3 separate regions of the Mus musculus genome follow, and regions 1 and 2 are each linked to region 3. A link is a loop called in an ENCODE intact Hi-C map of the cell type or tissue named here. Cell type or tissue: heart. All regions are shown on one strand.

The links. A loop is a pair of places that touch in the nucleus more often than their neighbours do. Peaks named below come from ENCODE experiments on the same cell type or tissue, not always from the same donor. Only the 100,000 strongest peaks of a DNase experiment are listed, where the experiment ranks them.
Region 1: a loop joins it to region 3, with 2.8 times the contacts of the local background. A loop is called at or near these places in 1 of 42 quality-filtered maps.
Region 2: a loop joins it to region 3, with 2.2 times the contacts of the local background. A loop is called at or near these places in 1 of 42 quality-filtered maps.

The regions. Positions count from the first base shown.
Region 1 is chr16:17,106,424-17,114,423 of GRCm38, forward strand. It overlaps Ppil2 (peptidylprolyl isomerase (cyclophilin)-like 2), which reads right to left and starts at 4,829. Exons shown (of 21, transcript NM_001252444.1): 1 at 4,720-4,829; 2 at 3,222-3,271; 3 at 756-801. The coding sequence starts at 4,751. 2610318N02Rik (RIKEN cDNA 2610318N02 gene) reads right to left here. Exons shown (of 7, transcript NM_001358255.1): 7 at 6,975-7,203. The coding sequence ends at 7,029. In heart, a CTCF peak has its summit at 337 (motif pointing left); a DNase peak (open chromatin) is centred at 4,848; H3K4me3 peaks cover 1,860 bases; H3K27ac peaks cover 580 bases.
Region 2 is chr16:16,893,157-16,901,156 of GRCm38, forward strand. It overlaps Ppm1f (protein phosphatase 1F (PP2C domain containing)), which reads left to right and starts at 3,313. Exons shown (of 8, transcript NM_176833.4): 1 at 3,313-3,468. In heart, a CTCF peak has its summit at 3,346 (motif pointing right); a DNase peak (open chromatin) is centred at 3,465; H3K4me3 peaks cover 1,353 bases; H3K27ac peaks cover 1,714 bases.
Region 3 is chr16:16,979,096-16,987,095 of GRCm38, forward strand. Mapk1 (mitogen-activated protein kinase 1) reads left to right here and starts at 4,287. Exons shown (of 9, transcript NM_011949.3): 1 at 4,287-4,644. The coding sequence starts at 4,532. In heart, no CTCF peak of the experiment used is centred here; DNase peaks (open chromatin) are centred at 4,256 and 4,876; H3K4me3 peaks cover 2,929 bases; H3K27ac peaks cover 1,835 bases.

The DNA.
Region 1 (8,000 bases), 130 kb after region 3:
CCTCAGCTACCACAGCTACGCTTCACATGTGTCTGCAGCTGTGAGCTGCCTGGGCCACTGCTGATCGCCCTTTCTTGGTCTCAAGCCTTTAGTTCTAGTGTTCTCGAGGCAGAGGCACGTCAGTCTTTTTAAGTTTAATGAGTTCCAGGTCAGTCAGAAGCCAGAGCAGAAAACAGACCCTACCTTAAAAAACAAAACAAGGGGCTGGTGAGATGGCTCAGGGGGTAAGAGCACCCGATTGCTCTTCCAAAGGTCCGAAGTTCAAATCCCAGCAACCACATGGTGGCTCACAACCACCTGTAACAGAGATCTGATGCCCTCTTCTGGTGCGTCTGAAGACAGCTACAGTGTACTTACATATAATAAATAAATAAATCTTTAAAAAAAAAAAAAACAAGCACTAGAGAGATGGTCTAGCAGTTAAGAGCACTGACTGCTCTTCCAGAGGCCCTGAGTTCAAATCCCAGCAACCACGTGGTGGCTCACAACCATCTGTAATGAAATCTGATGCCCTCTTCTGGTGTGTCTGAAGACAGCTACAGTGTACACACATATAATAAATAAATAAATCTTTTTAAAAAATCTATGCAAATATGCAAGGATGGCAGCCTATAATCCTAATACTTGGGAGGTAGCAGCAGGAGATTCAGGAGTTCAAGGTCAGCCCAAGCTGCAGTTAAAACACACACACCTGTTTTGGGAGAAATGATACTCAACCAAAGCCAAGGGAAAACAGAAGGATTTGAAGCTCTCACCTGCAGTGGTCAAAAGGTAAGCGGCGAAAACTTGTCTGTGAGATATCTGTTAAAGATGAAATAAAAAACAGATAACCTATTTGGAAAATATTTCATCTATGTATACCTACCATTAAAACTACATTACTACAGCAGGCATGGCGATGCACTCCTTTAATCCCAGTACTTGAGAGGGAAGCAGAGACAGGTGGAACTCTGTGAGTTTGAGGACAGCCTGGTCTACAAAGCGAGTTCCAGGATAGCCAGGACTGTGCACCCAGAAACCCTGTCTCAAAAAACAAAAGACAAAGCAAACAAAAACAAAAACAAAGCTATATTACTATGAATTAAATTTTTTATTGCTGTTGTTTCGAGAAAGAAGAATGTATTATGTGTTACTAGAGATCAAACCCAGGGCCTTATATATGCTATATGCTAGTTTCATCACTGAACTATACCTCCAGGCCCTAAATTAAGAATCTTTTGGTAGTTGCTAGCCAGTGGTGCCACTCACCTTTAGTCCCACCACATGGGAAGCAGAGGCAGGCAGATCTCTGCATTCAAGGCCAGCCTGGTATACAATGCAAGTTCTAGGACAGCCAGGGCTACACAGAGAAACTCTATCTTGGAGAAAAAAGAAAAAAAAAATCTTCTGGTAGGGTTCAGAAAGATGGCTAGGCAGTTAAGAATATATTCTGCTCTTATACAAGACTTGAGCTCAGTTCTTAACACTCACATGGTGGTTCACAACTGCCTGTAACTCACCAGGGAACCTAACACCTCTGGCCTCTAAGGGCAGGTATCTATTCATGCATGCACGCACACTCACACACCTCAAAATAATAGGTGCTAGAAAAATGGCTCAGTGGCTCAGTGTACTTCACTGGAGGTAGAGACGGAAGCAACTTACTGACAAGCCAGTCTAGCCCATCATTGAGCTCTAGGTTTAGTGACAGACTCTTGTCTCAACACAAGATGAGCTGAGAAGTGAAACACACCTTTAATCCTAGCAGTTGGAGGCAGAGGCAGGTAAATTTCTATGAGTTCAAGACCAGCTCAATCTACATAGTGAGTTCCAGGGCAGCCAAGGCCACATGGAGATCCTGTTTTGAAAACAAACAAGGAGCTGGAGAAATAGCTCAGAGGTTAAGAGCACTTGATGCTATTGCAGAAGACCAGAGCTTCGTTCCCAGCACCCACTCTCCTCTGGACTCCAGGGTACCCACATTCATGTGCATGTACTCACGTAGACAAATACACACACACACATACATACATACATACATATAAGTCTTAAAAAATAGTATGAAAACAGATTTTTTAAGATGGATTATCAATGAGGACAACACACAATGACCTCTAGTCTACAAACACATGCAGGGCCTTTTTGTTGTTGTTTGCTTTTTTTTTTTTTTTTTTTTTTTTAGATTTATTTATTATATGTAAGTACACTATAGCTGTCTTCAGACACTCCAGAAGAGGGAGTCAGATCTCATTATGGATGGTTGTGAGCCACCATGTGGTTGCTGGGATTTGAACTCTGGACCTTTGGAAGAGCAGTCAGGTGCTCTTACCCACTGAGCCATCTCTCCAGCCCTGTTGTTTGCTTTTTTGAGATGGTACTTCTCTGTATAGCTCTGGCTGTCCAGGAATTAAAAGCATGCACCACTATACCTGGATTCACATAGCATCTTTTGATATTATCAAATCACAAATCAATTCCAGCACTGGTGAGGCAGAGGAAGAAAGATCTTGAGTTCAAGACCAGCTTGAGCTACATAATAAGACTATCTTTAAAAGAGAAAAAAATATATATATATTTATGGGGCTGGAGATAACAGTTACGAGCACTGGCTGCTATTCCAGAGGACCCATGTTCCCAACACCCACAGGGCAGCTGACAGCCATCTGTAACTCTAGTTCCAGGGGATCTAACACCCTCACACAAACATACATGCAGGCAAAACACCAATGCACATAAAATAAATCCTTTTTTCTACAGCCTTGGCAACTTTGGATATTAACCTTCCTTTTTTCCTCCTATAAAGAATAAGGTTGCTGGGCAGTGGCAGTGCACGCCTTTAATCCCAGCACTTGGGAAGCAGAGGCAGGCGGATTCTGACTTTGAGGGCAGCCTGGTCTACAGACAGAGTGAGTTCCAGGACATCCAAGGCTACACAGAGAAATTCTGCCTCAAAAAAAAACAAAAAAAAACAAAAAAACAAAAAACAAAAAAGAAAGAAAGAAAGAAAGAAAGAAAGAAAGAAAGAAAGAAGGCTATAGCACTTCCTAAGGAAAAGGCCTGAACTTGAAAGAGTTATATTTTTAAGTATTCTCCTCTAAGATGGAAGTATACTGTACTATGTTGAGTATATGTCCTCTTTTTATCAACTATGGACCGTCTCGTTATCTACTATAATGTCAGTGTTCTGGATAGCTCTGGATCACAGGAGACAGCATTCTTCAGGACCACCAGCATCCCCTTACCTGGCTTCCTGCCACCATAGAAATGAGTGTACTCAGCACAAGTGATATACCTGAGGAAGACAGAGCATGTGTTACTGGGTCCTGCCACGGACAGGACAGAAGCTGTAAAAGTAACTTATGACAGAACGCCCACTCACTTGTCAAATCACATTAAACATCTGCATTGTGTGGCACATAAGAAGGACAAAAGATGGAGAGATAAAGAAACATCAACAGCACCTTGTCCAGAAGGAAATGAACTGGACTTATAGACTATCTGACAGGAAGAGCTAGGCACACAAAGCTCTGGGGAAGCCCTTTACAGGAATAACACTTACTGAGGCTGGAACAGGACAAGCTGAATCTGTTCCAGAAAGGAGACAGCAGAGGAAGAGTGTGATGAGGTACGTAGCAGCAGAAAAAGACACAGAAGCAAGGACAGCGGCCGAGTCAAAAATGAGTCAAAGATCAAGGAGAGTACTCTCTATTTGCCTAAGTGTGATGGGAAGCTGGTGGGTGATTTTGAGCAGGACCCAGACATGATCTAACATAGCTCCAGTTGCTCTGTGCGGTTGTTCTTCTGTTAGGATGAGAATTGTCTTCAGTCTATATATAGTAAATCAGGGACCCACTATGTAACCACTGAGCTAGGATAAGAAACGGCAGGCTTAGGTGTGAAAATTATCAAGTTCCCTTTTAGCATACTAGTTTTGAAAAAGCTGTAAGTTTTCCAAGTGGAGAACTGAGTGAAAGCTGCTGACTTAGTGCAAGAGACTCTTTGAACAGATCCACCACAGGGATGAAGGAAACACCCCCGAGGTCTGGGACAAGGGGAGGGGAAGCCCAGCAAAGAGGAATGAAATAGAGATCATTCGCAGATTAAATTACTAAGCGCCAAGCCTTTAATCCTAGCACTCGGGAGGCAGAGGCAAGGGGATTTCTGAGTTCGAGGCCAGCCTGATCTACAAAGTGAGTTCCAGGACAGCCAGGGCTACACAGAGAAACCCTATCTTGAAAAACAAAAACAAAAACAAAAACAAACAAAAAAAACTACTAAGCGCATGTAAGATCTCACTAAAGGCTACTTTTGGAAAGGGAAGAAGCCCAAGGACTGAAAAGCTGGATACTAGATCTGGCAATACAGAAGTCAAAGATATCCTTGCAAGCAGCTAGGGGCGGGGAGCATCTGAAGAGACAACAGAAAACAGAAAGTACAGCAGCAGCAAATGGGAGGGGAACATGGAGCACGACCCGCCTATCTTCAACTTGAAGGCTGTCGCCTGTGTGTAGGCTCTCAGACTAGAGCCAGGACGAAGCGGACAACCAACTCAGGGGCAAAACTCGTTCGCAGAAAGGCTAGGGGTAGGGAAATCCCGGAAGTTAGTTAGTCCGGCGGTAGAACGCCCTGGCCCGCGTAGGCTGCACTGAGGGACGAGACCGCGCCTGTGAGAGCTGAGGCTTTCAGATGATAGCCTTCAGCACGGCGACGAGCTGAGACGAGAGACGCGACCCAACTTACATCTTGTCCTTCTGGTGCTGTCGCTTCCCCATGGTGGCAACAAACCGAAGAGACCACAGCAGACACTGACTATGGCGCCTCCGCTTTCTCAACTACTTCCGGAGATCGACGCACTGGATCCCGGAAGTTGGAAGAAAGCATTCTGGGAATTGTGGTTTCCAGGTGTCCAGGTGCTGGGTGCAGGCACCGTGCTAGGCTGAAGCTTGCTAACTTTGAGTAGAATCCACTTTTCCTGTCTCCCACCATACTGCGTTGCCTCCCCCAAGCCCTCAAAAACTTTTCTATGCACTGTCTGGCTACTTGTTCAGTCCATGCTATGCTAGGCAGACTCACTCAGACTCACCTCCTTTGTATCTAAAGATCTTCAACCTTTTTCACCTTCTCTAAAGCCATGTCCATGTGTATACTCAACTCTTCTCTCGTTCGGTCCCCACGCCCTTCAGGCCCATCAGCTGGCAGATGACCAAGCCCTCTCTGCTCCTTCTGTGGCCAGATCTTTGGTCTGGGTCTCATGTGCCGGGAGAATGGGTCCCAAGTCTCCTTTTTTTTTTTTTTTTTTGGTATTTCGAAACAGGGTTTCTCTGTGTAGCCCTGGCTGTCCTGGAACTCACTCTGTAGACCAGGCTGGCCTCGAACTCAGAAATCCGCCTGCCTCTGCCTCCCGAGTGCTGGGACTAGAGGAGTGTGCCACCATGCCCGGCCCCAAGTTTCCTTTTTAAAATTGTGTGTGTGGTTAAATAGTGGCCATGCCACAAGTGTAGAGCTCAGAGGACAAGTGAGGAGTTGGTTCTCTTTGCCAGACTTGCACAGCTCTTATTTGTTAAGGCATCTCTCCACCCTAAGCTGGGTTTTTGTTTGTTTTTGTTTTTTGAGACAGGGTTTCTCTGTGTAGCCCTGGCTGTCCTGGTGCTCACTCTATAGATCAGGCTGGCCTGGAACTCAGAAATCCACTGCCTCTGCCTCCCAAGTGCTGGGATTAAAGGTGTGTGCCACCACCGCCTGGCTGATCAAAGAATTCTTAATTTCCTTGTTCCAAATCTCCACTTTGATGCTAAATGGTATGTTCCATACCCTAACCCTAACCTCCTGATAAGATCTTCAACCAAATAATTTTAAGATGTCTTGTCAAATTCCTACATAAACATAAAACATTAGAAACCCCCTAGCCTTGCAGTTTGGGGGATATTAAAAAAAAAAATTCTCCTTTGAGACTATGCTCTCAAATCCTACTTTAGGGAGATAACCCTGTCTAACTGAAAATGCAACCAAAAAATCTGGGTCACTGGTCTGATTCTCATTTGGCAGGATTAACAAGGACCACCATCCACCCAGTTAGCCAAAGGCAGTCATCCTGTCAGCTTCTTACTTCATAACTTCTGCCTTCCAAATAAATCTTACCTCAAAAGATCTTTTAGCCCAGTATGGTGGTGTACACTTGGGAGGCAGAAGCAAGCAGATCTCTATGAGTCTGAGGCCAGCCTGGTCTACAGTGAGTAGAGAAACCATGTCTCAAAAGCAAATCAAAACTAAACAAAACTACCAGTACTTGGGAGGCAGAGGCTGGTAAGTTCTGTAAGTTCAAGTCCTCCTAGTCTACATATTGAGTTACAGGTCAACCAAGAATATACAGTGAGACCAAAACAAAACAAAACAAAAAAACACTTTCTTGGCCACCCCACTCACCTCTCTCATAGTTTATCATAATTTATAATTATATAGTAATTTTGCTTATGTTCTGATTTTTATTATCTATAGTCCCAAGTGAGGTATGATCAACCATGACTCAATATGTATATCCACTAATGTCCAGTAATGATTGACATCTTACATGGAGAAAGATTCTAAGGCCAGCATATGAGGTGACAATGAGAATCACAGTTTTGAAACTCGGGCAAGTAACAAGCTGTAAACTGACTGACCCACTCATTTCTCCTCTGGGTAGAAACACCTATCAAACTAGGCCTGTGTTTGGAGATTACATGCAGGAACAATATAGTGCACTTGCAACTCAAGGAAAGTGAAGCCCTAAGGGGTCTGAACCACTAAAGGGAAGAACGGGATTTCCCACCCCACTCTCTCAAGCACAACAGAATTGCTTGTTACAGTGCACGTGAGGGGCCATTGCACGTGTGATCCAAACACACACTGCCCATACTTGAGGGGTGAGGTTTGAAATAGGGTTTTTCTATAGAGTCCAGGCTATCCTTAAACTCTCTCCGTAGTCCAGGCGAAAGCAGAGAGGACATACAACAAGCTCAACACCAGGATGAACTTTATTCAGTCCTGGGGCATGGTCTGTTGGGAAGAGATTACTGGCTCTCCTTGGCAGGAGTGGACTCTGCGCTGCCAGAGTCATTCTCTGAATCATCATTGGGTCTGGGCACAGGTTGGAACTTGAGCAGTACAGGCGGAGTGAAGATGGAGGTTTTCACAACAGGAGATGGCGTCTCATCCGTGTTGGAGGGTCGGCTACAGGCTGGCGTCCTGCATGAGAGATGGCCAACACATGCTCATGATGTACCATACTTGCTCACAGGGCTGTCAGACACACAGTCATAGGCTGCAGGCTGTCTCCCAAGACATGACTTCTAGAAACCTCTCCCATGGAACCTGTTCAGGGTTTACATTATAGCACTGCTTACAATAGTAAAAGGCTGGAAACAGATCTTAGTGCCTGTGAGTGACAGAGGAACACAGTGCAAAGCAAAGAGGCTTGTCCTGATGCCTGTTAAGAGTGAAAAGTGGCCAGGCAGTGGTGGCGCACGCCTTTAACCCCAGCACTTGAGAGGCAGAGGCAGGTGGATTTCTGAGTTTGAAACCAGCCTGGTCTACAGAGTGAGTTCCAGGACAGCCAGGGCTACACAGAGAAACCCTGTCTTGAAAAACCAAGTTTAAAAAAAAAAAAAAGAAAGAAAAAGGTGAAGCTAGAGAAAGACACCGACTCCCAGCTCTGTGTCCTGCACACACATGTGTGCAAACATACCACACTCACAGAAAAGACAGTGATGCAGGAATATCAGGTAACCATTAAAAGGAGTAAAGGACTAACTGCAGGATGCATGGACTTTGAAAAATTACCCTAAATGAAATCAAACAGACACAAAAGGCCATATTTTGAGGCCAGAATAAGCAATTTATAAGGACAGAAAGTAGATGGGTGCTGAGAATGGCAGCGAAGAATGCTGCAAACTTCAATGACTTCCCTTTTGAGACATGTCTCTCTATGCAGCCTTGCCTGTCTTAGAGACCAGATTAGCAATAAACTCACAGATACTCCTGTG
Region 2 (8,000 bases), 86 kb before region 3:
GTAGCTCACACTAAGTATGCACATGTGCAGTGGTGTGGCTGTGTGCAACACAGCAGGAAAGTGGACGTTAGCAACCCAGAGAAGTCTTGGCGAGCCAGGTGGAGCAGGCACCTTTCCCAGACCCTTGCTAAGCACCTGTAGCCTAGCTTCCTGATCCCTAACCCAGATTTGTATGTCTGCCACTCAGAAACTCCAAGCATGTCGAGCCTGCGTGTGACTCTGGTGACATTGTGGATTTATTTTAACACTTACTCTCATCATGTGTCTGTATTGCCTCAGACAGGTAGCTAAGTCCTCCACTGAAGCTGGTCAGAAGCCAAGTTTAGAAAATATTCTAGAAGGCAGGCTGATCTGTGGTGCAGCTGAATGTAGCTATGGACCACTTTTCTGACTATAACCCCTTCCTGTGTTCCCTTCTCCACCCACCCATTATGGCTTCCCTTTTTAAGTGCGATAGAAACTGCCTTTTGGCCATGTCTTACCATGTGGTACCAGGGGCCTAGCAAGACAGGTGCCTAAGATTGCTCTGTAAAATGTTTGCTTGAGAGGCGGCCAACAGCATTCCTCATAGGATTCCTCCATCTGCAGTAGATTCACAGTTACACAGGACAGGGAGACTCATCAGAAAGCCATAAGGCAACTAGTTGTTCATGTGGTTGTCTGGCCACATAGCCCCACCAAGACTTTTCACCTGAACCCTGACAACCATAAAAGACCATACAACCAAAGACGATACCTTGGGAAAGCTTCCCACAGGCAGTGGCCCAGGAAGCTGTATAGAAGTTGTTAGAATGTGGCACAGAAGTAATAAGCTACAGGACAGAACAGACACTTGGAATCTATCCTCTCCACTCCAGTCAGAATCTGGTACCTGAATAAGCTACATCTCAATTGAGTACCTAGCACAAGGCTGTGACTTTGCTATTCTGCCCATTTGGCCCAATTCCATCGTGAGCAGACTGCAGGAACACAAACAGCTCAGTTATGTGGTTAGTTTGGGCTTGGGGAAAGACTGCCCTACAGGCCTTAAACCCAGACTAGTTATTCCATCTTTAAAATTCTATACTGAGGTTTCAACCTACATGGGCCTCTTAATGTACCCTTTGTTTTTTCCTGCGGTTGCCCCCTTTATGTGGAACTCTAGCAGATACCCTTAGCTATCTAAGCTGTACTCTATAAACTCCTGACCCCGTCACCTTCCCCCTCAGACACATACACACACACCCATCAGTACAGCCTCATTATCATTGCTAACCTGTCAGCCAAGAACAATTAGGACTAGAGGTGAACTGTCTTAGCAGCTGTGTTCCTAGGCATCACCTTTTCTGCTCTGGAAGCTGATGAGATCAGAGCTGCAGGGCGACCTGTATTGTGGGAGGCATGCAAGATCTCACAGGCTAGCTCTCCAGTGGTTTGTCCCCCAGGCACTGCAGGTCCCGTTTCTCTTACCTTGAGATTGTGGTGCATACTAACATGAGGAAGTCTGTTTCGTCAAGTACAACATCCTCCCAGCACTGTAGAAGGCACCGTGGACCTCTTCTATACATTCTAGCCCTATGGGAAAAATTAATATCCAAGAGAGAGCCAAAATTCCATTAATCACCTTTCCTCACTGTGATAAAACACCTGAGCAAAATTTAAAGGAAGAAAGATGGATTTGGGCTCAGTTTGAGTCATCTCTGGTAGCTAAGAAGAGGAGAGAGGAAAGACTGGCAAAATAGACCTTTCCAGGGACTAGAGCTATACACTCTTGCAGGGCACACATACTCATGACCTTCCTCCATCCTAGTTTTCGTTGTCTCCTAATAATGTCATTATTATGAATGATGAATCCAATAGACTGATCTGCTGATGTTAGCGTCCTGATGATCCATTCACCTCCCAAAAGCTCAAGTTTTCAAGAGACTTCCAGATTTCAAATCATAACAGCTCCCTTTAAGCAGAAGTATTACCAAGTTGTACCCCCATTGTAAAGAGCCTGGAAATTCTAGAACAAAGGGTTTGAGGTCCTTTCCTGAGATTTTTAAAGCCTAAGTAATACAGCCAGTCTCTGAGTGATAGAGGCTAGTGTGGTAGGGAGTGTTTGCACTCACTCTCATAGTGCTCAGAACAGGTTTCTGGGAAAGGATTTTGGGAACTGGGAGAGGACACAGATGAGAGACCTGGAACTGAGCACTCTGAGACCTCCTGGCTCTACCCCACAGCTTGGCATGTCTTGATGAAGAGGTTTGAGCTAAGCTGGTTGGTATAGCTAATATTGGGAATTTAACAAGAGTAAAGGCTTTGGCATAGTAGACTACAAACAAGACAATCATGGTGACAGCAACCTCAGGAAAGGGTACATTACAGATATGTCCTTGGCCTAGAGCCTAACAGGGCCAGGTTCCTAGTGCCTGCTTTTGCTGTCTTCTCTGTATCACCCTCTACCTCATCAGGTTATAAATGACCTCAAACCTTAATCAGGTTGAATGAACCAGGACTCTACTTGCGTAGCAGACAGACATTCTCCCCACCATGCCAGTACACACACCCATCTATTGGTTCCCCAGGCTCATGGGTTCCCTGAAACCTAATCAGGTGACAAGTTCCTAAGACAATGGGGTCTGATGGCATGTGCTTGTCAGCACAGTTCTGAGACATAAACAAAACAAACAATTGGGTTTTTTTGTTTGTTTTGTTTTTGTTTTTCGAGACAGGGTTTCTCTGTGTATCCTTGGCTGTCCTGGAACTCACTTTGTAGACCAGACTGGCCTCGAACTCAGAAATCTGTCTGCCTCTGCCTCCCAAATGCTGGGATTAAAGGCTTGCGTCACCATGCCGGAACAATTGTTTTAAAAGCCAGGTGACAACCTGGAGCCAACCTTGTCTTTAAGACTGCCTTTGCTACCCAGTGCACTAAGAAAAGTGTCTCATTTCCTGCTTTATAGCCCCAGAGCTCAAGCTGCTCAACGAATTCTCAGTGGCCATGCAGTCCTGCTGAGCACAAAGGGCCTGGAACCCTTAACCACAAAGCCCCTGGGGCCTGTGGTTAAGTGGGCAGGACCACAATGAAACTTGAAGGGGTACTCTCCACACTGTACACAGGCAGTGTACACGTTCATTGGTATAAAATGAATATAATGTTATACATGAAAATATTTTCTAAAGTCTCTGATGGGTGGCCAGTCCTGAGCAGTATGAAGCCGCATCACTGCCCTGAGACTGATCACCACACACGTTGTGAAGCAATGACTGAGCATTGTGAAGCAAGGACTGCTTTCTGCCCAGTCAAGGCTGGAGAAGTGTAGCAACGCACTGGCTATTGGGGCTCTTGTCGTCCCTGAAACAAGAGAGCAGAGGGACCAGCAGGAGGCAGCAGAGGTGCGCCCGAGGCCCGACTGCGCTTGCGCAGAGCCTGCGGCGCCTAGGACGGGAAGTAGGCGGGGCTGCCCAGAGCAGCTCGTGGGGAGCACTGCGGCAGGCTGGCAGGTGAGGCCCGCGGGGTGCAAGGGATGAAGAGCGAGGGTGAGGGTGGAAGACTCGGACTAGGGTGGGGGTCATGTGGGGGCCTGAGATGCACGAAAGTGAAATGAGACTGAGGACGAAATGGAGAGGTGAGAAAGCACTAAGGCCAAGACCGGTTTCGGGTGCCTGAGCCCATGGGACTTTGGGGGATAGCTGTGAGCAAAAAATCTGAGCAAGCCGCCGCCGGGCCCTGGTGGCAAGGCGTCGGAAACTAAAGGCACGGAACTGGGAATCCATTGACACCCTCCCCCAGGGCTGTGTCTGAACCGAGGTCCAGGAGGAGGCTGAGAGCTGTGAGGCAAAACAGTACCAAGGAGTGACAATCCTGTTTTCAAGGATCATTCCCTCTTATCTTCCAAAACATGAGGGCTAGGCCCACGGCCCTACCCTCAGCCCTACTAGTGACGACCCGGACTGGGACCACATTTTCAACCTGAATGCCCAGCCCAGTGGCGTCCCTAAGTGTATTTAAAGCTAGTGTTTTACTTACCACCTGGTTTCAAGACGCAGGCTGAAGCCATTGGGCTAGATTGCAGTAGAGCCTCAGTCCTGAGAGCCTTGGGCTTCACCGTTACAGTTGTGTGGTCTCAGGCCAGCCCCCTAAGCTCTCCGTATAATGAGGAGAAAAGGGATTGTAAGGATTTCTGCAGACTAACATCTAGTGAGGCCCAGTGGAAGGCAGTGGTCTGCCCTACCAAGGCCGCCTATTTCTAGGCCCCTTGATTAACAGATGTGTTCACAATGTGCCCTGGGACAGCCCTGTGAACTGTTCCCACCTAAGGAACTGAACGAGAGCTGCCTCTACCTCATGGTCTCAGTGTTCATATTCCTCCCATCGTCAAATTTTACTTTTACTCAGCGGCAAACTGGGATGGAAGTGGCCAAGTCACTGGGCACCAGATTCCTCAACTGAGTCCTGCTTTGGTGACAACTAATATTTGTGACCTTAGAGTAACACTTTCCTCCTACCACCTGGTTTTTTTTTCAACTGCAGTATGACCTGATGGCATGTTTTCCCACACAGTTCTGAGACATAAACAAAACAATTGTTCTAATAACTGTTAACCTCCCACAACAGATTAATTTGCAGAATTCCTCTGTGATGTTGCCTGAAGCCAGTCTTTTCTGGAAGACTGTCTTTGCTACCCAGTGTACTAAGGGAGAGTTTTCATTTCCTGTGTGATCCCCCCAGACCTCAGGCTGCTTACCTCACTCTAGTGGCCATGCAGGCCTGCTGAGCACAAACAGCCAGGACACTGACCACATGGAGCTTAGGATCCCTTTCAAAAGAAAAATGGCAGCACAATAATATGGCTGCACAGAACAGCCCATGAAAGATAGTGGGGGGGGGGGGTGTAGACATGGCTGGGGTGGAGTCCATCTATGTTCAGCGTGCATATGTTCTGTAGGTTGAATTTCCAGCACCAATAGAAAGAAACATAGTCTTAAAGTGTGTTTTGGCATTTTTGTTTTGTTTTGAGACAGGGTCTCATGGAGCCCAGGCTGGCCTCCAACTCATAATATAGCTAAGATTGAACTTGAACTTGTAATCTATCTCCATTTGGCTCTATCTTCCAAGCACTGGAATTGTAGGTGTTCACCACCATGTCCAGTTTTATCGAGGAACCTAGGGCCTGTGCCTTCAAGGCAAGTATCACCAGTTGAGCTACCCGTCCAAACCCTACTCCACACCCTTTGGTTTTTGTTTGTTTGGGGGGAGGGTATTTTAGTTTTTGCTTGGTTTGGTTTTGATTTGGTTTTTTTTTTTTTGTTTTTGTTTTTGTTTTTTTTGAGACAAGGTTTTACTCAGTAGCCCAGACTAGCACCAAACTGATGTCAAGGCTCCGTCGGTTTCCCAAGTGGTTGGTAATGGTTTCCCAAGTGGTAGGATTATAGGCATGAACCACCATGCCAGACTAAAGTGATAGTTTTGTTGTTTTTTTTTTTTAAAGATTTATTTATTTATTATATGTAAGTACACTGTAGCTGTCTTCAGACACTCCAGAAGAGGGGGTCAGATCTTGTTACGGATGGTTGTGAGCCACCATGTGGTTGCTGGGATTTGAACTCTGGACCTTCGGAAGAGCAGTCGGGTGCTCTAACCCACTGAGCCATCTCACCAGCCCAAGTGATAGTTTTTAATGTATATTTTGCTATAATCTTTATAATAAGCATTTATAAATATAAATAAAATCTTTTCCATGTATGTAGTAAGATATTGGTTAAGATCTAGAAGGATTTATACCAGACTATTCCTAGCAGCCAGTTACAAATAGAGAAATAAGAGTTCTGGGGGGAGAGGGGGTTGGGGTAAAGCTCTCTTGATAGACTGCTTGCCTAGCATGCATGATCAATTCCAGCACCACATACACCAGAAGTGGTGCATACCTGTGATCCCAATACTGGCAGGGAGGAGACACAAAGACCCTAAGTTCAGAGTCTGAGGAGCAACTGCTAGCTCATACGTACAGAGAGGCACACATACCAGAACCGGGAGGACCCAGCCAAGTGTCAATCTGGCCAAACCAATCAAAGCAGTGCAGCCCTGCTTACTGACTTACACACACTCATGCACATGGCCCTCTCTTTCTGAGTCCTTTGCAACTGTGGATTCTGTTGAAATCAAACAGCTCCCCCAACCCAGCACTCTGCCCACCCCAGCTTCTCCCCAGACTCCGTTGTCCATCTGACTACTAGCCAGCCAGCTACCACCGTCCCATCCAGCAGTCCTAATGGGGCCATGCCCTTCACCAGTTCTTTCTGCCACCATCAGATCCTTTTTCTCCAGGTATGGGCTTCAGAGCAGGGTTGTTTTGTTCCCTTAGAGAGGCATGCATCAGATTTAGGGGCTTATTGGAAAAAAGGTAAATGGGAAAGAATATCACTCTTTTTCTTTGCCTCAGCTAGACCCCAAAGAAGGAAAACTATGACCTGGTTCTTCATTTGTGGCCCAAACCACACAATGTGAAATGAGTCTGAGTGGCCGCAGCAGACAGAATTTCTCTGAGTACACTGCCTTTCTAGTGCAAGTAGACAGTCCATCCAGGCCCTGTGAGCCAGCAGATGCAAGCAGAGCTTTGCCCAAGAGCGTGCTGTGCTGTGCTGTGCTGTGCTTGGCACCCAGGCCCACTCAGCATGCATGATGCAGATGGCCTTGGGGCCCATAACAGGTCCTAAGCCTGGAGCACAGGCACAGGGCAGTAAGAGCAGTATAGCCAGGTACATTAAAGGATTTTTAGTGCTGCAGAGCCAAGATGAGTCCAGCCTCCAAGGAAGACAGGTAGACTGTGGGGAAGGGATCCAGATCCAGGAAGTAGCCCAAGGGCAAAGGTTAGAAAGAGGCACCTGCTTTCTAAAACATCTGGCAGAGCTAGTACCAGATAGGGTGATGTTGTGGGCAGGGATTTGCTGGTTGGGGCTGCTGTGTACTCTGGGGCGAGCATGCTCTCCTCTCGCTGTGGTCTCAGTCATAACTTCACATTAGCCCGTTTAACACTGCTGAAGGTTTTGGTACCTCTAGGGCCTGTAGAATTGCATGGTACAAATAGCCGAATGCTCGTCAGTTGCCTGAGAACAACTTCACAGTAGTCACACTTCTGTTCCTGAATACCGAGGAGCTAGAGCAGTTGGTGGGCAGGGTATGATGTAACAGTTGGCCTGGTCCTCTCAGTAATTAATGCCACCTCTGACTCTTGCTCTGCAGCTCTGCCTGTGTACAAACTCTCTAGGGCTCACTCTCTTCTTTTCAATCTTACCTTTGGGTAGACTGCATCTCTGCCTGGTTCCCATTCTGCTCTTTCCTTCTTTGCTTTAATTACACTCTTATCTTTTTACCTGCTTGGTCTTTGTAACCCAGGCTACACTTTATTAACTTGCAATTAAATGTGAGTGTAGACAATTAATTTTAACTCCAGCAACATAACCTCCAATAAGAAGTACTATATCTATATATTTGTTTGTTTGCTTACAAAGCTGGCCCAGAGAAATAAAAAACACTGGGAAAAGGTAACCCTTCACCTCCAAGACTGGACCGGAGAGGAGACTGTGGTGGGACTGACTCCACACACACAAAGGACGGCAAGGTTGAACATGAGGCGCTCTGTGGTCCTCTTCCTCATTCCCCTCTTTCTTCTTCTGCTGTCTGGTCTCCAGTTCCCTCTGTTTGCAAGAGCAGCAGAAAGCCTGTCACCTCTCTCAGTCCCTTAAACTGAGTAGTTGTGCCTTATTACCCTGCTGGATGAAGCTCAGGCTGGCTACTGTAGACCCTGCCTGTGTCGCATCCCTCACTCTGTCCAATGTTGGAGGCTGTGAGGGTTTTGACACAGAGTCTCTATCTGTAGCTGGGTCTAACTTGGCAATGGCCATGTAGACCAGAGGACACTCAAACTTGTGGCAACCCTCTTGCCTACGCTTCCTGCTGCGATTATAGGCAGATGCCAGCATTAGGCTATGGCTTCTTTGTGTGTATCTTTTTAAAATAAATTAGCTTTTGATTC
Region 3 (8,000 bases):
TCAAAGCCAGGCATGGTTGCACATGCATCTTTAATCCCAGCACTCAGGAGGCAGAAGCAGGCAGAGCCCTGAGGCCAGTCTACAGAGTGAGTTCCAGAGACGCCCTGCCTGGGGGGATGTGGGAGGTGGGGCACCAAAGGGAGGGAGGGAGAGAGAGAGAGAGAGAGAGAGAGAGAGAGAGAGAGAGAGAGAGAGTTAGTTATTCAGAGCAACAGAGATCTAGGAGGAATTAAGACATTAGGGTGAATGAAATGATACCAAGAGTCACAATCAGACCTTCCAACAGCTGCCAGGCGTGTTTTATTTTCCTTTAGCATTTAATTACTACACAAATTATTATCATGAAATCTGAGGGTCAATATTTAGGTTTTTTCTCTTTCTCTCTCTCTTTCTTTTTCTTTTCTTCTCTTCTTTGTTTCTTTCTTTCTCTTTTTCTTTTCTGAAACAGGGGCCAGTCTCCTGTACTCCTGTAGCTCAGGCTGGCCTCAAATTGTTTTGTAGCCAAGAATGACCTCGAACTTCTGACCCATCACCTCTACCTTCTGAGTGTCCCCTCTGACTACTGATGTCTCTCTCTGGTGCTAGTTTTTAGCTTTTTAAATAAGTAACTTTATCTTCTGCTAAAATATCATTAGCTTGGTTTTTTGGGGTTTTTTTTTGTTTGTTTGTTTGATTTTTGCTTTTTGTGAGACAGTGTTTCTCTGTATAGCCCTGGCTGTTCTGGAACTCACTCTGTAGACCAGGCTGGCCTCGAACTCAGAAATCTGCCTACCTCTGCTTCCCAAGTGCTGGGATTAAAGGCATGTGCCACCACTGCCCAGCTCATTAGTTTGTTCTTTATCTCTAAAATGTAGCAACTTTTGGCAGCTGAAGAGATGGCTCAGCAGGTAAGAGCCCTTGCTGTTCTTGCAATGAACCCAGGTTCAGTTCTCAGCGCCCAGCAGCAGCTTGCAACAGTCTCTAACTCCAGTTCCAACACCCTCTTCTGGCCTCTACCATCAGCAGGCAAAACATTTATACACATAGATAAAGATAAGTAAATCTACGTTAAAAATGTGTCCACCCACCCAGATTCTGTCTTAAAGTTGTGTGATGGTTAATACTGTCAATCTGACAGAATCTAGAATCTCCTAGGAGACAGACTTTGGGCGTGCTGGTGAGAAATTATTCAGATTATGTTAATGGAAGTTGGAAGACTCACCTTAACTATGGAGAGCACTGATCTGGGCTGAAGTACTAGGCTATATTAAACAGGGGGTTATTAAAAGCTGAGTATTAGCATATACCACTCTCTGATTCCTGCTTATGTAAGCAGCCACCTCAAGTCCTGAGCCAGGCTTTCTAACCGGGATGGACCGTATTCTCAAACTGGGATTCAAAATAAACCCTTTCTCCTTTAAATTGCTTTTGTCAGGGCATTTAAACACTGAAACAGGATAAGTAACTAACACAAGTTGACCTCTGCTTATTAATTTTCTGGAACCCCGAGAACCCATTGAATTTTCTACTTGTATGTCTGAGGAAAGTTTTCTTCCATTTTGATTATTGTTTCTAATTGATTGCCTCAGTTTTTTTTTTTAAAGATTTATTTATTATTATATCTAAGTACACTGTAGCTGTCTTCAGATGCATCAGAAGAGGGCGTCAGATCTCATTATGGATGGTTGTGGGCCACCATGTGGTTGCTGGGACTTGAACTCAGGACCATCAGAAGAGCAGTCAGTGCTCTTAACCGCTGAGCCATCTCTCCAGCCCAATTGCCTCAGTTTTATTTTTGGATATATATAGTTTGAATTCCTACAATTATCTCAATTATTTTCTTTCTTGCTTTTAAAGACAGGTCTTAGTATGGAGCCCTGTCTGAGCAAATGCTGTGATTAAAAGCATGCAATACTATCCTAGATTGTTTTCTTTTTTAGCGGTTTTAATGATTTTGCAAACTTTCCTAATATCTACCTTTTATACTGCTGACTTGTTCTTCTGTGTCATCAGATGTTTACTGTTTCAGCTGCTAATTTTATGTTAATTCGTGGGGTTTTTATTTCATGATACTATCCATCTATCCTGGTCTTTAAAAAATACATTTTAATAGAGCCATGGTATTAGGTTTCTTCTGAAATAGATTCTGCTGAATGGACTAAAACATTTTGAAGGATTAAAGAATCAAAAACTTGCCATATGCTTAGTATGCATTCCTCCACTGAGGAACACCCCAGTTCTTCCCTTTATTATTAAAGATTTACTTTTTTATCTTTGAGATTGCCTAGTTAATCTTTATTGATGTCTAGAAGGCCAGACTTGATGTCTCTAAGTTAGATCTCCATGTTGGCCACACAGGAGTCTGCTTCCAGGGATGGCTCAGGAGACAGTGGTAGTCACTTATAATCTCATTAGCTCTGCTTTGTCTGGGCATCCACCAACTTTAAGATTCCAATTTCATCCTTCAGTTTAGTGGTGTTTGTGACTGGTTCGGACCCATGACATCAAGTTTTTTTGTTTGGTTGGTTGGTTTTTTTTTTCTAAATCTTGTTCAGATGTTTTAGCCATTCTAACTATGCTGTGTTTCAGTATACCCATCTGTGACAAAACTTTTCCTGGGGAGACACAACACAGGTTTCCTCACTACAAACAGGAGCTCACAACAGACCAAAGTGTGGATGCTGCTGAAGTTGAAGAGTGTCCTTCCGAGTGCATAAGTTTGTCTAAACCATTACCAGGCAGCAGGCAGGGTTTTGCCTCTTCCAGGTAGCTGGTCTCAAGAGTCTTTGCAGCTCACCTGAGCTCCATCTCAGAGGGACTCTCAGCTTTTATTGCTTACTCTGGTGGGAGGGGCCTAGTGAATCTGGTCAGTTTTAAGGACTTCCTGAAACTCCTTTGAGTTTTTTGATTGGTTTTGTTTTTTTGAGACAGGGTTTCTCTGCATATTCTTGGCTATCCTGGAACTCACTCTGTAGACCAGGCTGGCTTCCAATTCATAAGCGATCTGCCTGCCACTGCCTCACAAGTGGTGGGAATCAAGGTGTGAGGCACCATGCCGCCTTGCTGCTTTTAGTTTTTAGTTTACTATTTCAGAAGCTTCCCCTCAAGTTAGAATGTTTCAAGTTCATAGAATGTTTCAGTCCTTCAGGAAACTGTTGCACAACACCTGGACCCGAGTCCCCAAATTTCTATGTCTTTTTCCAGTGTCCCTACCCACAGCTCTCTATACTTTCCCTTGGCTTTTTATTTCTTCACAACACTTAAGTGCAAATATTGTATTTTGTCTGTCTTTTCACTCTGGAAGCATGGCTGGCTCCAGTGCCGTAGATATTCAGCAAATCTTCTTGAACAAACCTCTAATTAGGGGATTCAATGTCTTGTGTTTTGGTTTCTGCTTACTTATGTCTCACACTGTTAGGTGTGTGTCACGGGCAAGAAGGTAGATATATGTAGTTAGTATAACAAAAGTTATATTTTATTATGCTGAAGGTCATCATGCAAGGTTTACAGTCTAAATTTCTTACAGTCCTAAGCCTGTCTCCCCAAGGTCACCTGTGTCACCTATCTTAGCTTCAGATCAGGTTTCTGATTTGAGGATCAGGACCCTGGCGGGGGGGGGGGGGGGGGGGGGGGAGTGGATTCTCTAGCCACAGAGCAGATCAAGGTGTATCTCTCCAGATGTGTAGAGCAAATCACTGCTTTTGGTCTCTGCTTATATTCTGTCCAGTGGGCATCATGGGGTTCTAGGACTGTATCTGGTTATCTTGCGTGAGTGATGTCACTGAGCTCTGGATCAGGAGCAGCCTTGGATGCTGTGGGATTCCTGCTTAATCTAGTTTTATATGTCTAAAAGGCATTTTTTAAAATTATGCTCATTACAGGGTGAAAGTTTTTTTCTGGGTCTGGGTTATGCTTTTTGGTTTCTGTCCCACTCTGATGGTCTAAGTTCATCAGAGTGCACAATGTGGGCCACGTATTCTTAGAGGTCTGTCTCAGGGGTCCCGTGGTTGGTGTGCAGTGAGTCCTCTGGTCTCAAGCCAAGTCCCTGGTCCCGTGTGAGTTCGTTCTGGACCAGGCACAGCACCAGGACAGTGGGTGGGACTCTGTGGGGTCCTTATGCCTAAATTCCAACCTAGCTCTCTAGAGCTACCCAGCGCTTGGGTCTCCGAGCGCACATGACGTCCCTCCCCCGCAGCCGCAGTGCTCCTGCCTCACCTCGCTGCTTCCGCCGACCCGCGAGACTCCGCCCTCTCTACCAAGAGAAGCCAATCAACACGCACGCCCTTGACTCCGCCCTAGCGCCCTTCGACGCGAACCCTTCCCTCCTCCCACTCGTAGCCCGCCCGTCAGGCAGGAAGGCTGGCAGTGGTTCTACCGGCGGTTAATTCTCTCCTCTGTGTTGTCCTCCTTCCTCGTTCCCGATCGCCGGCGGGGGCGGCTACACGGGCGGCAGCGCGGTTCCTGCGGGAAGCGCAGCATAAGTCGAGCGGCAGCCGCGAAGCGTCGAACCGAACGCGGCGGCGGCGGCGGCGGCGGCGGCTGTGCAGCCAACATGGCGGCGGCGGCGGCGGCGGGCCCGGAGATGGTCCGCGGGCAGGTGTTCGACGTAGGGCCGCGCTACACCAACCTCTCGTACATCGGAGAAGGCGCCTACGGCATGGTTTGGTGAGTATCCGCGCTGGATTTCAGGCCCGGCCTCACGCGGTCACCCTGTGCCCCCTGCCTGTGGCTGATCTGGACGCACCCACGGCCCTTCCCGCGCCTTGGCCTCGCGTTCTGCGGCGCCCCGGACCCCTGGCTTCTTGGCCTTCACTCCTGGAGCCCTGGGGCGGGGTCCTGGAGCCGGTCGAGGCTTAGGTGTTGCTCCTCGTCTTCCTCTGCTGCTTCTCGTTTGCGGTTGGAGGGGCAACCCCGATTGAGGCCAGGACTCGAAGACTCCGGGGCTTGGTCTTAAAGCGCGTACTTTCGAGGCTTCTCCCTCGGGACGGGAACGGAAGTACACTGTGTCTCCTAATTTATAGCATTATAGCCACCGCCTCTTGACATTAGATTAAAGCCAGGAATTGTATTAGATGCTTGTCCGTGGTGGCGGCGGCCATGGTTTTGCAAGACGGAATAATAGGCTTGTGTGCTGAGCACCAAAATATTTTTCTTCTCTTCTGTGTACGTGAACAGCATTCACAAAATATCTTAAGTAGCGCTAATGATGCTTTCTGCCTCGGGCTTAACCGTTAATGACACAGCGTTGGTTGTGGACATATTGAAATCTTGAAGTTTCAAAATGGATTTAAATATACCGATTGTGTTTCAGAAAGGATAAGCCAGCATCACTCTAGAATTATTAAGAAGTATTTGGAGTTAGTCCTAATTTGACTTTAAATTATCCCGTCGTTACCCTCAAGAGTACTCTCTTAACAGTGTGAATGTATCCATATGTTTTAGCCCGATTACTGTGATCGTTTCCCCATAACGTTTCAGTGTTCAAGAATAGTTTTTGCACGATCACTTGCAGGATTTCCTGCATGTGGAATGTTGAAGTGTATTGTTTTAACTAAAACAAGTTCATTTATCGAAGGTCTCTGAGATAGTTTAATTTAACTTAGCTATCTTGAGGAAAGAGAAGACAGCCTTTTTCAGATAAGGTATTGAAAGGAAGTCCTTTTACAGGGCGAAGAACTAGAATCAAGCTTTGCTGTAGAAAGATCCTGTTTTAAATGCTTCAGCTCTTGAGCTATTGCACAGGCCTCTCCTTGATTTAATAATCTCAGGACTTCGGCATATTTTCCTGATGAACAAGTCTATTCAGAAATGCATTAAAATTTGAATAGTCATAATTTTAGAAATGCCAGAAAAGGTGTGTTTTCACCAAGTGTGCTAACAAGATAGAATAATTAACGTTCTTTTTTTTTTTTTTTAAAGAAAAGACTCATGAATAGTTATATTTTTATGAGCAAAATGTCTCATAGTATACAATTACGAAGATAAAAGTGAACTGGACCTGCAAGTCAAAAGAGGAATGGAGAAAAAGTACTTTCCATATCACATTTGTCTTGCATGTATTACTACCCTGTACCTGCTGGTAAATATGCCAGTAACACTTATTATTGACACTCATGATTACCCACTATAGGCTCATTTATTTAAGGGGGGATTATTTTAAGTAGGGACAAAAAAAAATTAGGATCTGTCAGTTGAACTCACACATTCCCCACCACCCTGAGAAGATGGATTATTTAGATCCTGTTGCTATTCACCTTTGAAGTTTCCACTTGCTGTGCAGAATTCTTTTTAAAATTCAAATTTTAGGGGCTGGAGAGATGAGTCGGCATTTAAGAGCACTGGCTGATCTGGGTTCAATTCCCATGGCAGTTCACAACTGTCTGTAATTACAGTTCCAGAAGATGAGATGTTCTCATAGAGATGCATTCAAGCGAAACATTCATATGCATAAAATAAAGTTAATTCATTTTTTTAAGACAGGGTTTCTCTGTGTTGTTGCCCTGGCTGTCCTGGAACTCAGTTTTTAGACTAGGCTGGCACCTGCCTCTGCCTTCCACCTGGCACCTACAAATTTTAATTTTAAGAAAAATGCAGATGTAATTGGAATTTAAATCCTAACATCAGCCTTTTATCTCCAGATTGATAACATATCTTAGGTATCTTAGTATTTATTTAATAGTCTTAATTGTATGTCATTAGCATCTCATCAATGTTGAGTTTATGGCAGCTTCTTAAGTATCTACTTGAATAGTTGTGATCTTTAAAAAGTTGGAGAGATGGCATAGTGGTTGAATATCATCTGCTGCTTTTGCAGGACCTAAGCTCAGATTCCTGCATCTACATTAGATGACACTCCTACCCAACCCCTGGCTTCCAAGGGCATCTACACTCACGTGGTGCATAGAAAACTCACTAGGGGACACACACTAAAAACTGAATTTAAGAATAACTCTTTTAAAAAGATTATTTAAGGGATTTTAAGCTGTTCTTTAGCAAGATTTCCCTAAAACAGTTCTCCGGGAATAGTGCCTATCTGTTCAAGTTCCCTTCCTAGTCATTATGTAGAAGACAAAAAGATAAAATGTGGGGGTGGGGTGCAGGATAGATATAGCTCAGCAGTTGAGAGCTCCAACCAAAATTCAGTTCCTAATAGCCAGTAACTCCAAGTAATCTTGATGCCTCCGACCTCTTATGGGTGTCTCTGTGTGTATGCACATATATGGGTGTATGTGAGTACACATAATTAAAATTAAAATGTTTTTAAAAGAAGACTGAGTTTTGAGTTGGGCATTTAAATGTGGGTGTGATTTTGATAGACAGATAATAGGAACAGGTAACAGCTTGAGCTGTTGAGTCTAATCTTAGAAAAGTATTGAGGTAAAACACTGTAGAGGACTCCATAAGAAAAGTCGGTGGGAAAGAACGCATTGATGTATTTGAGAGTCATAGGCAAATTTTAAGTATGGTGGTGATACAGCAATCAGGCCGTTGTAGCCATCTCAAGGTGCAGTAATTCATTTCCAGTGGAGATGAGGAATCTTGAGCAAACAGAACCAGTCATAAGAGGTCTTGTGGAAAGTCACAAGAGATAGAATGAAGACAAGGTTAGTTATAAGGTGAGAAGCCAAGAAAGGTGGGTTTAGGTTTGAAGATTGCTGAGCTAAAATGAGAAGGTGTAGGACTGGTGCCATAATCCAAGAGAGGGGATACTGAAGGCAGAGTGGGTTTACCATGGAGAGAGAGATGGCTCTGTCAGTTTGTGGTGTTTGTAGCAGAGGCTGGAGAGGTGGCTCAGCATTAAGAGCATTTGTTCTTGCAGATGGCTTGGGTTCAGTGGTAGCTTGCAACTGCCCTTAACCCTGGTTCCAGGAAATCTGACATCCTCTGGCTCCACAGGCACATGAATGCACAAACATAAGCAGGTAAAACATACAAAAAAGAAAATCTTAAAGAAAGAAAGAAGCCTTTCTATATAGTGGGTAACAGTTAAAATCTTGGGTGGAGGAGTACAGATTGTTATT